2 separate regions of the Homo sapiens genome follow, and region 2 is linked to region 1. A link is an interaction called in ENCODE POLR2A ChIA-PET data of the cell type or tissue named here. Cell type or tissue: endothelial cell of umbilical vein. All regions are shown on one strand. Region 1 holds the start of SNORA120 (small nucleolar RNA, H/ACA box 120). Region 2 has its middle 10 kb from the start of VAMP1.

Region 1 (5,000 bases):
ACGGGACACGTGTTCTTGGCCATAACACAAAGAAAATGGAGCTGGGCCTGGAAACACCCTGTTTGGGCCCATCTGATGGTGCAGACATCATCCCTCGGGGTGTTCCTCTGTCCAGTCTGTCCCTTGTGAAGGGGCAGGGTTGTGGGATGTCACTAAGGGCTTGGGGAAGGGGTCACGGATTCTGCATTCTTCTGAGGACTTGACAGGGGAAAGGGAAGTGGCTTTTTCCCGGGGGCAGATCTGCGGGGGGCAGAAAGAGCAGGAATGGGGTGCAGAGGGCAGACCCGTCAGGCCAGGCTTCCCTGCTTTCCCACTCCATGCTCTTGTGCAATCCTTCAGTCTTTACCGGAAGCCCAGTCACCTCATGTGTTACGTAGACACCGAATTCCTGTTCTGCCTCCATGATGCATGGCTGTGGGCCCCAAGGAGATGTGTGTGAAAGCACTTTAAAGCCAGAGAGTTCTACAGAAGTGTAGGAATAGCTTTCATTGTTGTTTCTGTAACTATCCAAGGCTGTCTCAGAGGCTGCACCCATCAGTTCTTCCTGCTGTCCATAGGAGAGACCTGTAAAGGATGCTTTTTCTTAGATTTCCAGCCTGCTGTGGACCCATGCTTTTGTAAATACAATAAAAATGAATTCTCATAAAAATAAAACAAAAGCAATGACAAAAATAATATGATCCCACCCAACTAAAAAATATTTTCAGCTGGGCGCAGTGGCTCACGCCTGTAATCCCAGCACTTTGGGAGGCTGAGGCGGGCGGATTACGAGGTCAGGAGATCGAGACCATCCCGGTAACACGGTGAAACGCTGTCTCTACTAAAAATACAAAAAATTAGCTGGGCGTGGTGGCGGGCGCCTGTAGTCCCAGCTACTTGGGAGGCTGAGGCAGGAGAATGCCGTGAACCCAGGAGGCGGAGGTTGCAGTGAGCTGAGATTGCACCACTGCACTCCAGCCTGAGCGACAGAGCGAGACTCCGTCTCAAAAAAAAAAATTTCTTTTTTTTTTAAAAATTTTTTTGAGACGGAGTTTTGCTCTGTCACCCAGGCTGCAGTGCAGTGGCATGGTCTCGGCTCACTGCAACCCCCACCTCCCAGGTTCTAGTGATTCTCCTGCCTCAGCCTTCTGAGTAGCTGGGATTACAGGCGCACACGACCACACCCAGCTGATTTTTGTATTTTTAGTAGAGATGGGGTTTTGCCGTGTTGGCCAGGCTGGTCTCGAACTCCTGACCTTAGGTGGTCTGCCTACCTCTGTCTCCCAAAGTGCTGGGATTACAGGTGTGAGCCACCATGCCCGGCCTTAAAAAATGTTTTCTTTCCTTTTTTTCATGATCCCTAAATCTAAACTCTTACTTCCCACTTTTTATGACATATAACAGACATAACATGACTCTGCCAAATTTCCCTAAGATTTTCTAAACACTTTCTCTTAGTTTCTGTGCTTGCGTCCTCACAGGCTGGCCCTGGCCCAGGGAATGCACTTTGAGCAGCCCTGTTCTCAGCCGAAGATTGTCTCTCCTCCTCTAAGGTGCCTCTCAGTGTCCACCGTATGCCCAGAAGCACCTGTTTGAAAATATTGGCGGGGGCAGAGAAAGAACCCCTCTCTTTCTGGTTTGTCCCAGGCCTGGCACCTGCTTAGAGCAGAGGTTTTCTGGTTGACCCCACAAGCTGCAGGCTGTATCTGCTCCTGCCATCGTGCAAAGGTCTCCTGGCATGGGAATGAGGAGGATGGGGGTCCCTTTGCTAAGTGGTCCGCACCGTGATAAATGAAGGGCAGAGAAACCGCCTGGAAACGGCATGGTATCGGAACCTCACACTTCCAGGTTTGAATCCTGCCTCCTAACATCTACTTAAGTGAGTGGCAAGTCACTTAACATCTTGGCGTCTTAATTTTCTTATCTGTAAAACTGGCTTGCAGGCTGTTGGGAAGACTGGAGATGAGAGCAGCGAGCACATGGGAGGTGCTTAGTGAGTGGTGGTTTAATGACCACTAACTATTACAGTAAGTTCGTGGTGGGAAACGGTGAATCCTGCCATGAACAGAGATGCTGCAGGGAATTAGCACACACAGGAGCATCTTTTTAGATCCCAGTGTTCACTTTCTGAGACCTGCCGGATCGATAAAATGAGGGGGTTGTGCTGGAAGATCTCCCAGGTATTTTTCTCTAGTTCAGAAATTCTTGGAGCCATGCTTGCCTGAAGCATCCATCTCTTTAAGTTAGAATATTACCTGCTACCACCACTAGGTGACAGCAAAGCACAACTCACTGCCCTGCTCACCCTTCCTGAGTCCGGCGGCAAGGGTAACTCTGGGAGCATCGTAGAGGGCAGAGAAGAAGAAACCCTGAGGTCCCATTATGTCAGCCCCTTCTATCACACGGGAGGAGACTGAGGACAGAAAGGGAACAGAGCCGGGTCAAGCCTTCATAGTTGTATAGTGGAAATTCTGGTCTCCTGACTCTGAGACCAGGGCTCCTGTAATCTGAAACACTTAGGCCTCTGTCTGGGAGATGCTGACTTCCCGTTTGAAACCTAGCAGCTACATCTCCCAAACTGCTGGTATTAGGAGCCTCTTGGTGGCGAGAAGTGTGGTTATGTCCCTGATCCCAGGATGTCCAGTTTCCTCACTGGCCCCATGTGAAGACTGAAGGAGTTGGGCACCACTTCTTAAAGTTCAGAGCTTGGGTTCAAGGGCCCATCCAGAGGCGGCCTCACATGTGGGCGTTGCACATTTTAAAAGATCCAAAGAAGGGCCTGTTTCAGAAATATCTCCTACATGGTCCATGATTTGTCACTCAGTCGGGCTTACTGAAATATAATAAGCAAAAATTCATTTTGGTTAACAAGCGAGAGGTTTAAAAAAAGCGGAACCTCATAAGTCTTCATAGGAGGAGTCATCACGCTCAGCAGGAGTGCTTTAATCAGATCACTCTCCTCCTCGCAAGCTTCTGGCTGAGTTCAGCTGCTTTGGCCTGAAAGTACTGATGGGGTAGGAGAATGAACGAGAGGCAGTTGGAAGGTAAAAAAGATTCTGGAGAGTGGGTCACGATGGTGTTCATGTATGGAGAGTTGGGGACAATGGGGCCTTTTCAGAGAAAGGTAACAAGACCAGTATTTTCCTACTTTATAATTTTCTTGGAGTGGACCAACACGTAGGACCACGTTCTCAGCCTGACCCCTTTCGGACTGAAGATGTCATGAGTTGGTGAGTGATGGGACGAGTATTTTTGCCAGGCTTTCTTCTGAAGTCTTCAGGGGACATTCATAGACTTTATCTTAGTAGCCTTTTGATGTCCCGAAGGGACAAACACTAGACGGAGGTGGTTCTCTTCATTTTAACTGTGAGGTTTAAGTGACTTGCCACAAAATTTGGCCAGGGACTGTTGTGCTGGCCTGCCCCGCCTCTCTGCACAGCTCCCCTCTGGGTCCAATCCATCCCCTAAATTACCCCTTTATTTCCAGGCCTATCTACCTCCATGAATTTCCACCTCCCTGAATGTCTTTGCCACTTTGGGATTCTCTGGGTGTTTTTAGCTGGGCTATTGTTACCTGCTCTTCTCTCCCAAGTCAGGAAGTCTCATGCTGTGTCCTGGAAACCCTTTCCTCTCATTGAAGATTATGTTTTGTCTCCTCTCCAGCTCTCTTATGACCTAACTCCACACCACTGTGGCCTTCATAGCAGTCCTCACTTAATATCAAGGTCCTATTATAATATTGCTGTCCATGAATTAATAACCTCCTCTTGCTAACACGAGTCGGCAGAGAGCAGCCACGTGGTTTGCAGTGGGTGCTCAGAAGGAGGAGGAGGTGGCGGCTGCAGTCATGGCATTGTTATCTCACACCTGAGCTGGGACTGGAGTGTTCTGTCCGCTGGAGGAGGGCTGGGCTTCCATAGACCCACACCTGGGTGACAGGAGGCATGGTGGGTTGTCCCATGGGTTGAATATCATGGCGAGAGGTAAAAACATGCAGCATGCAGACCAAGAGGCCTGGGAGCCCCCAGCCCGGCCTGCCCAAGGGTGAGGGGCAACATGTGCTGCTGAGGTAAGGGGAGCCTGGCTCTGTTTCCTGGAGTCCGTCCCTGCACTTCTGTCCCACATGGTATTTGCCACAAGGAGGCGTATTATCTGGTTTCCGTTGACTGTAAGGCATCCGTGGGATACCTCAGTCATTCTTATAGCAGCCACTAGGTGGTGGGCCTCAGGCTTAAGTCAGAGCTGACACTGGACGGGGCGATGTGGACATGAACCCTAATTGTGACAGAGGCTTTGAATGCTCTGCTAGAGAGAGGTTTTTCAGCCCTGCCAGCTCCTACCAAGGTGCCATCTTCCCTACTGGGTGCTTAAGCTCATTCCCTCCCAAGAACAGTGGTTCCGGGAGGTAAGAGCTACCAAGAGTGGGGTCAACCTGCATCTTATGCCCTGCACTGTCATCCTGACCCATCAGCTGGGCTTCCAGAGATGCGGGAACACCTCCTGAGGTTGGGTGAAGATGACATTAAGCAGTGGAGGATTCTTCCTATTTCCCTCCCCCCAACCGCCCCAACACACACATGCTCACATACGATTCTAGCCTGGGTCCTTGAAAGCCCTTTGTTCAGCCCAAGATTGCCCTGTTCCCAGGGATTTGTCCAGCTCCAGGCCTGGGAGCTCAGACTTGTCTGGGGAGTGACTGGGTCACGTGGAGCTGGAACTGTTCAGACCAGGAGCTTCTCGCCCTGCAGGGAGCTCTGGAGCCAAGGTGCCACAGTCCTTCACCTGGGGGTGACCCAGGCCTCTTTGAGAACCCCCAAGGCTAGGCCACACCAGGACAGGCACCCAGGGCTGCCCCTTGGAGTCGGGACAGAAGCGTGTCTGCATGTTGAGCTCAGAGTGGGTTTGGCTGACTCTTCTGGGGCTGGTAGTTCTTAGTTCTTTTATTTTCTCAGCCCCAACAGACCGGAGGAATACAACATGCTCACGAAAGTAGTTTCCCGAGGGGTGACGACGGGGAAGTA
Region 2 (5,000 bases), 440 kb before region 1:
GGTCTTGAACTCCTGACCTCAAGTGATCTGACTGTCTTGGCCTCCCAAAGTGCTGGGATTACAGCCATGAGCCAATGTGTCCGGCCAATTAATCTATTTCCTTTCTCTTTCTTTTTTTTTTTTTTTTTTTTGAGACTGAGTCTCACTCCGTCGCCCAGCTAGAATGCAAAGGTGCAATCTTGGCTCACTGCAACTTCTGTCTCCTGGGTTCAAGCAATTCTCCTGCCTCCTGCCTCAGCCTCCCAAGTAGCTAGTATTACAGGCACGAGCCACCATGCCCAGTTAATTTTTGTATTTTTAGTAGAGACTGGGTTTTGCCATGTTGGCCAGGCTGGTCTCGAACTCCTGACCTCAAGTGATCCGCCCACCTCTGCCTCTCACAGTGTTGGGATTACAGGCTGCATCTCTGAATTTGTCTATTTGGACATTTCATATAGATGGAACAATATTCCAGTCTTTTGTGACTGGCTTCTTTCATTTAGCATAATGTTTTCAAGGTTTATCCATGTTGTTGCATATGTTAGTAGTACTTCAGTTTTGGGGTTTTTTTGCTTGTCTTAAGAAATGGGGTCTTTCTCTGTCACTCAGGCTGGAATGCAGTGGTACCATCACAGCTCACTGCAGCCTCAAATTCCTAGGCTCAAGCAATCCTGTCTCAGCCTCCCAAGTAGCTGGGACTATGAGTACAAACTACCATGCCCAGCTAATTTATTTTTTGTAGAAACAGGGTCTTGCTAGGTTTTCCAGTCTGTTCTCTAACTCCTAGGTTCAAATGATTCTCCTTGCCTCAGCTTCCTGAGTTGCTGAGATTACCGGTGTGAGCCACTGGGCCTGTCCTACGATGGCCTCTATCACTGCTGCAATTTAATTTAGTATGGAAATACTCAATGCTATTTAAAAAAAATAGATATGAGGAATGAAAGCGAAGAGATCAAACTGTGATTATTTACAGATAATTTGATTGTCATTGACTAAAACAGACAGGAATTTTTTTTTTTTTTAGACGGAGTCTCACTCTGTCCCCCAGGCTGGAGTGCAATGACATGATCTAGGCTCACTGCAACCTCCGCCTCCCGGGTTCAAGTGATTCCCCTGCCTCAGCCTCCCGAGTAGCTGGGACTACAGGTGCGTGCCACCACGCCCGATTAATTTTTTGTATTTTAGTAGAGACAGGGTTTCACCATGTTGGTCAGGCTGGTCTCCAACTCCTGACCTCGTGATCTGCCCACCTCGGACTTCCAAAGTGCTGGGATTACAAGCGTGAGCCACCGTGCCCAGTCCAGATAGGAATCTTTTTTTTTTTTGTCTCCTTTTGTATTTAATATTATTGAAGACTCTATTAATGTCTTAAAAAACACAAAAAGTTCTTGAACATACATTTATTATCTGGAGGAATGAATGCACTCCAAATGCTTATTATCAGAACTCTGGAAAAAGACATATAAATTCTCTCCAGTATTTTAAAAATTGGTATCTAAATTTCATTTTGAACTAGGTTAGTTACCTAAGCTATCTTCATTCAGCTTTTAAAACTGAAAAAAAATTTAAGTTTCAAATATAATAAAGACTTAAGTACATATTCAACATTTATTTTCTATTACACTTTTCTGGCCAAAAGGAGTTGAAGAGTTTTTTTCCTTATCTTACTTATGACAAACGTTGTCAGATTTAAAAAAAAAAAAACAAAATATAACAGAATAGTAGTTGTGAAGACTAACTCTATATGAATGGTTTTAATCATAATGCAGTTAAAATAACATTTAATATAGATTCATTTCACTGGATGATGTCACCTTTTAAAACACCAGTATTTCTCATATCATTTCTGTATGGTCTTGACACATTCTTATATCTTCTTCAACATGACTTCTTCACTTTTTTCTCTAGAGTTTTCTTGAATTAAAATAATGGCTTGAAGAAGATCATATGAGATTTAGTGGCCCTGTGATATTTCTTAAATGCTGGGCAAAGCTGGTTGATAATGTAACTCATTAAAATGAGCTGTATTTTCAGTGCCCCAGGCTGGCCGGGCAGTCTGATAGAAGGCCTTAGTTCCTCTTGCAGATAAAGACTAGAGTCCATTCTTCCACTAGTCCAGGGCAGTGGCCTAAAAAATACAGAAGGCCCGGTGCGGTGGCTCACACCTATAATCCCAGCACTTTGGGAGGCTGAGCCGGGCGGATCATGAGGTCAGGAGTTCAAGACCAGCCTGACCAACATGGTGAAACCCTGTCTCTACTAAAAATACAAAAAAATTAGCCAGGCGTGGTGGTGCACGCCTGTAATCCCAGCTACTCAGGAGGCTGAGGCAGGAGAATCACTTGAACCAGGGAGGCGGAGGTTGCAGTGAGCCAAGATTGCACCACTGCACTCCAGCCTGAGCTCCGTCTAAAAAAAAAAAAAAAAAAAAATGTCCAGGAAAGGCATTACACGGAATGCCATTGTTTAGAAGAGATTTGGATTTAATGGTGTTGTTATAGGTAAAGTATTTCCGGAGCAAAAATCTCATTCATTCAGTGTTTGGGGGAAGGTTAAACTTTATAATCACAGTTGCCTTTCTCTGGGGAAAAGATTTATTTTTATTTTTATTTATTTTACTTTAAGTTTTGGGAGAAAAAGGTTTCTTTAATTTGCTATGATCACTTCCTCTCAATTTCTTTTTCTTACAGTCATGCATACTCTGTAATCTAAATTTCTTAAGTTTATTTAAAAATCAGAGGAAAAAAACCTAAGGAGATAAAAACGAGCACAAAGTAAACAAAGAAACAAATAATTTTGCCATTATACTTTCTCCTGGATAACTGCAGATATTTCTTGTCATTTCCATTCTGTTTCAACACTACAGAACAATATACTCATGGCCCAATGGTGAAGCAATGTGCACATGAGTGACAAAACATGGGAACTAGAAAAGGAATATAAATGTAAATCAAGCTTTTAAAATCCCAGTAATGCAACAACTTCTTTCCTTATTTATTGGATCAAAGTCCATTCCACATGAATTCACATTTTGGTTCCAGGAGGCCATGCACCATAAGCCCTAATAACAAAGACCACTATTTGTAGAGCCTGTGACCAGTATCTACTGGTGGCAAGCTTGCAAAAGTCTTCTGGAAGACTCATAAGATTATGTTGTACTTGTTTTCTGGATTCGGGGGACCATGGAAATAGAAAATGATAGAAACGAGGCATGCTTTTGAGGTTTCTTGGGCTGGGTAGTAGAAAAATAGGTGTTTTCCTGTGGGATTTTTTTGCAGCTGAGAATACTTCGTCATTTTCCTCAGTCTTTAAGGGAGTGGTAGGCTTTGACAGTCCAGCTGTTGACAAAATCTGTCTTCTTAAACTGAGCCTTCTTGTAGGCATGATGGAGTTCCGTGTGTGCCTACAGAGAATACAGGAGGATGGAAGCAGCTTTACTTGCTTTGTTGGAGGCATAGGCATCGCCTGCACTGATGGTCATAATTTTCTGGATGCCCCCGGTATTCGGAAGGCGCTGTGCATTCTGGTAACTGTTTTGGATTACGTTGTTCAACATGTAACAGGCAGAGGCTGTAGTTTCAATGAGAAGGTCAGTACTCGGGACTGTATCAGGAATGATGGAGACCAAACTGGGGAGAGTTTCTTTGGCAATTTTATTCTGCAGAGAAAGATTCTGGGACAGATTCCTCAGCAGCAAGTTGGCTGTCTTTTTCACACTTGGGTCACTGACATGCACCATCTTTCGGGTGTGCTGCAGGCCATTTTCCTTCTGGACGACTGTCTGAGCCACTGATGTCGGCATTGGTCCACTTCCGGCTGTGAGGTTCTGGAGAGCGCCTAAGGAGGCTTCCTGTGTGTAGTTTGGGACACTCTTGGCGATCAAGGACAGATACATCCTTATCACAATGGAGTGTCACAGCCACTCCACGCCCTTGGGGTTGCTCTTTTCCTCTGGCATCGGCATGTCCTAGTATTGCTCTTTTAGTTTCCTGCTTCGACTGCCAAAACATCCAATACTTTTGTTGTTAGTCTGGACATTTGGGTTTTGAATATAGATATTCTGGGAATATTTCTCTGGGAGCTCTACCTCCAGCTGGTAGGAGAGGTTATGAAGAATGTGCACACAATTCTCCGTGGCCTTGTCATCTGGCTGGTAATCCGCAATGGTTCCTCTGACATAATGGACCAGTGAGTCAATGAGTCGGTCACATCTTCTCATTGCTTTTCTCCTATCAGGGCCAGCAGCACTCATGTTTCTTAGACATCCAGTGGGTTGTAGACTGTGTCAAAATCGAGCAAACCATTCGCTTTTGGGTAGTCTCCTTCAGGCCATCCAGAAAAGGAGATGATTATATTCTCGGTCAGCATAAGCAATGCTTCTGTTATCATGAGATTCTTGAGTTTGTCATTAGATGACAAATTCCACAGCAAACCTGTTAGTTGTTTTTTAGTCTCCAAGACTCTGGTTTGCTTCAGCACCTGGAGCAGCCGAGTTACCCCATTTAGTTCAGCCACCTCCAATTTGTTGTCATTGTCTTCAAATAGTAAGTTTCTCAAGGCCCCCCACACAGCTCGCTGAACATCTTCATTCTGAACTTTTAGGAGCTGCAGAAGCTTGGGGATGCCACAAAACTGGTTAACCCTCTTCCCAGCTTCAGATTTCTGGAAGCACTCGTGCTGTATGAAAGTGGCTGCGGCAGAAATCCTGGACGGCGGCATCTGGTCTGCATCGAGCATACTCCCTGCTCGCTCCAGAGTCATCTCCATGTCTGCATTCCCCAGCTGGGAGTCAGTGCTTCTCTGGGTGAGAAGATTCCCACTTCCCCCTGCCGCTGCCTGGCCGACGGTCAAGTGCGCTCTCCTCCCGCTGGAATCCACGGCAACACTGGGCCCAGCTTTCCTCGGTGTGCGGGTGCTGTGGAAGGAGCTCCGGTGCCAGGAGGACCTGGAAGCCCTGTTCTGAGTGAGGGGCCGCAGGGGCACCAGCGGCCTGACCTGGCCGACGGTGAGCCCTGCCCTCA

The links. Peaks named below come from ENCODE experiments on the same cell type or tissue, not always from the same donor. Only the 100,000 strongest peaks of a DNase experiment are listed, where the experiment ranks them.
Region 2: POLR2A ChIA-PET joins it to region 1 with 5 read pairs; 2 of 35 experiments call an interaction of 5 or more read pairs at or near these places.

What each region holds. Positions count from the first base shown.
Region 1 is chr12:6,037,452-6,042,451 of GRCh38, reverse strand. All of the region lies in intron 18 of VWF (von Willebrand factor), which reads left to right. It overlaps SNORA120 (small nucleolar RNA, H/ACA box 120), which reads left to right and starts at 2,269; the gene lies at 2,269-2,415. In endothelial cell of umbilical vein, CTCF peaks have their summits at 2,231 (motif pointing right) and 4,146 (motif pointing right); DNase peaks (open chromatin) are centred at 2,261 and 4,171; H3K27ac peaks cover 634 bases.
Region 2 is chr12:6,478,491-6,483,490 of GRCh38, reverse strand. It overlaps the pseudogene PKP2P1. Among named protein-coding and RNA genes, the nearest start is that of VAMP1, 10 kb to the right of the region's middle. In endothelial cell of umbilical vein, no CTCF peak of the experiment used is centred here; no DNase peak of the experiment used is centred here.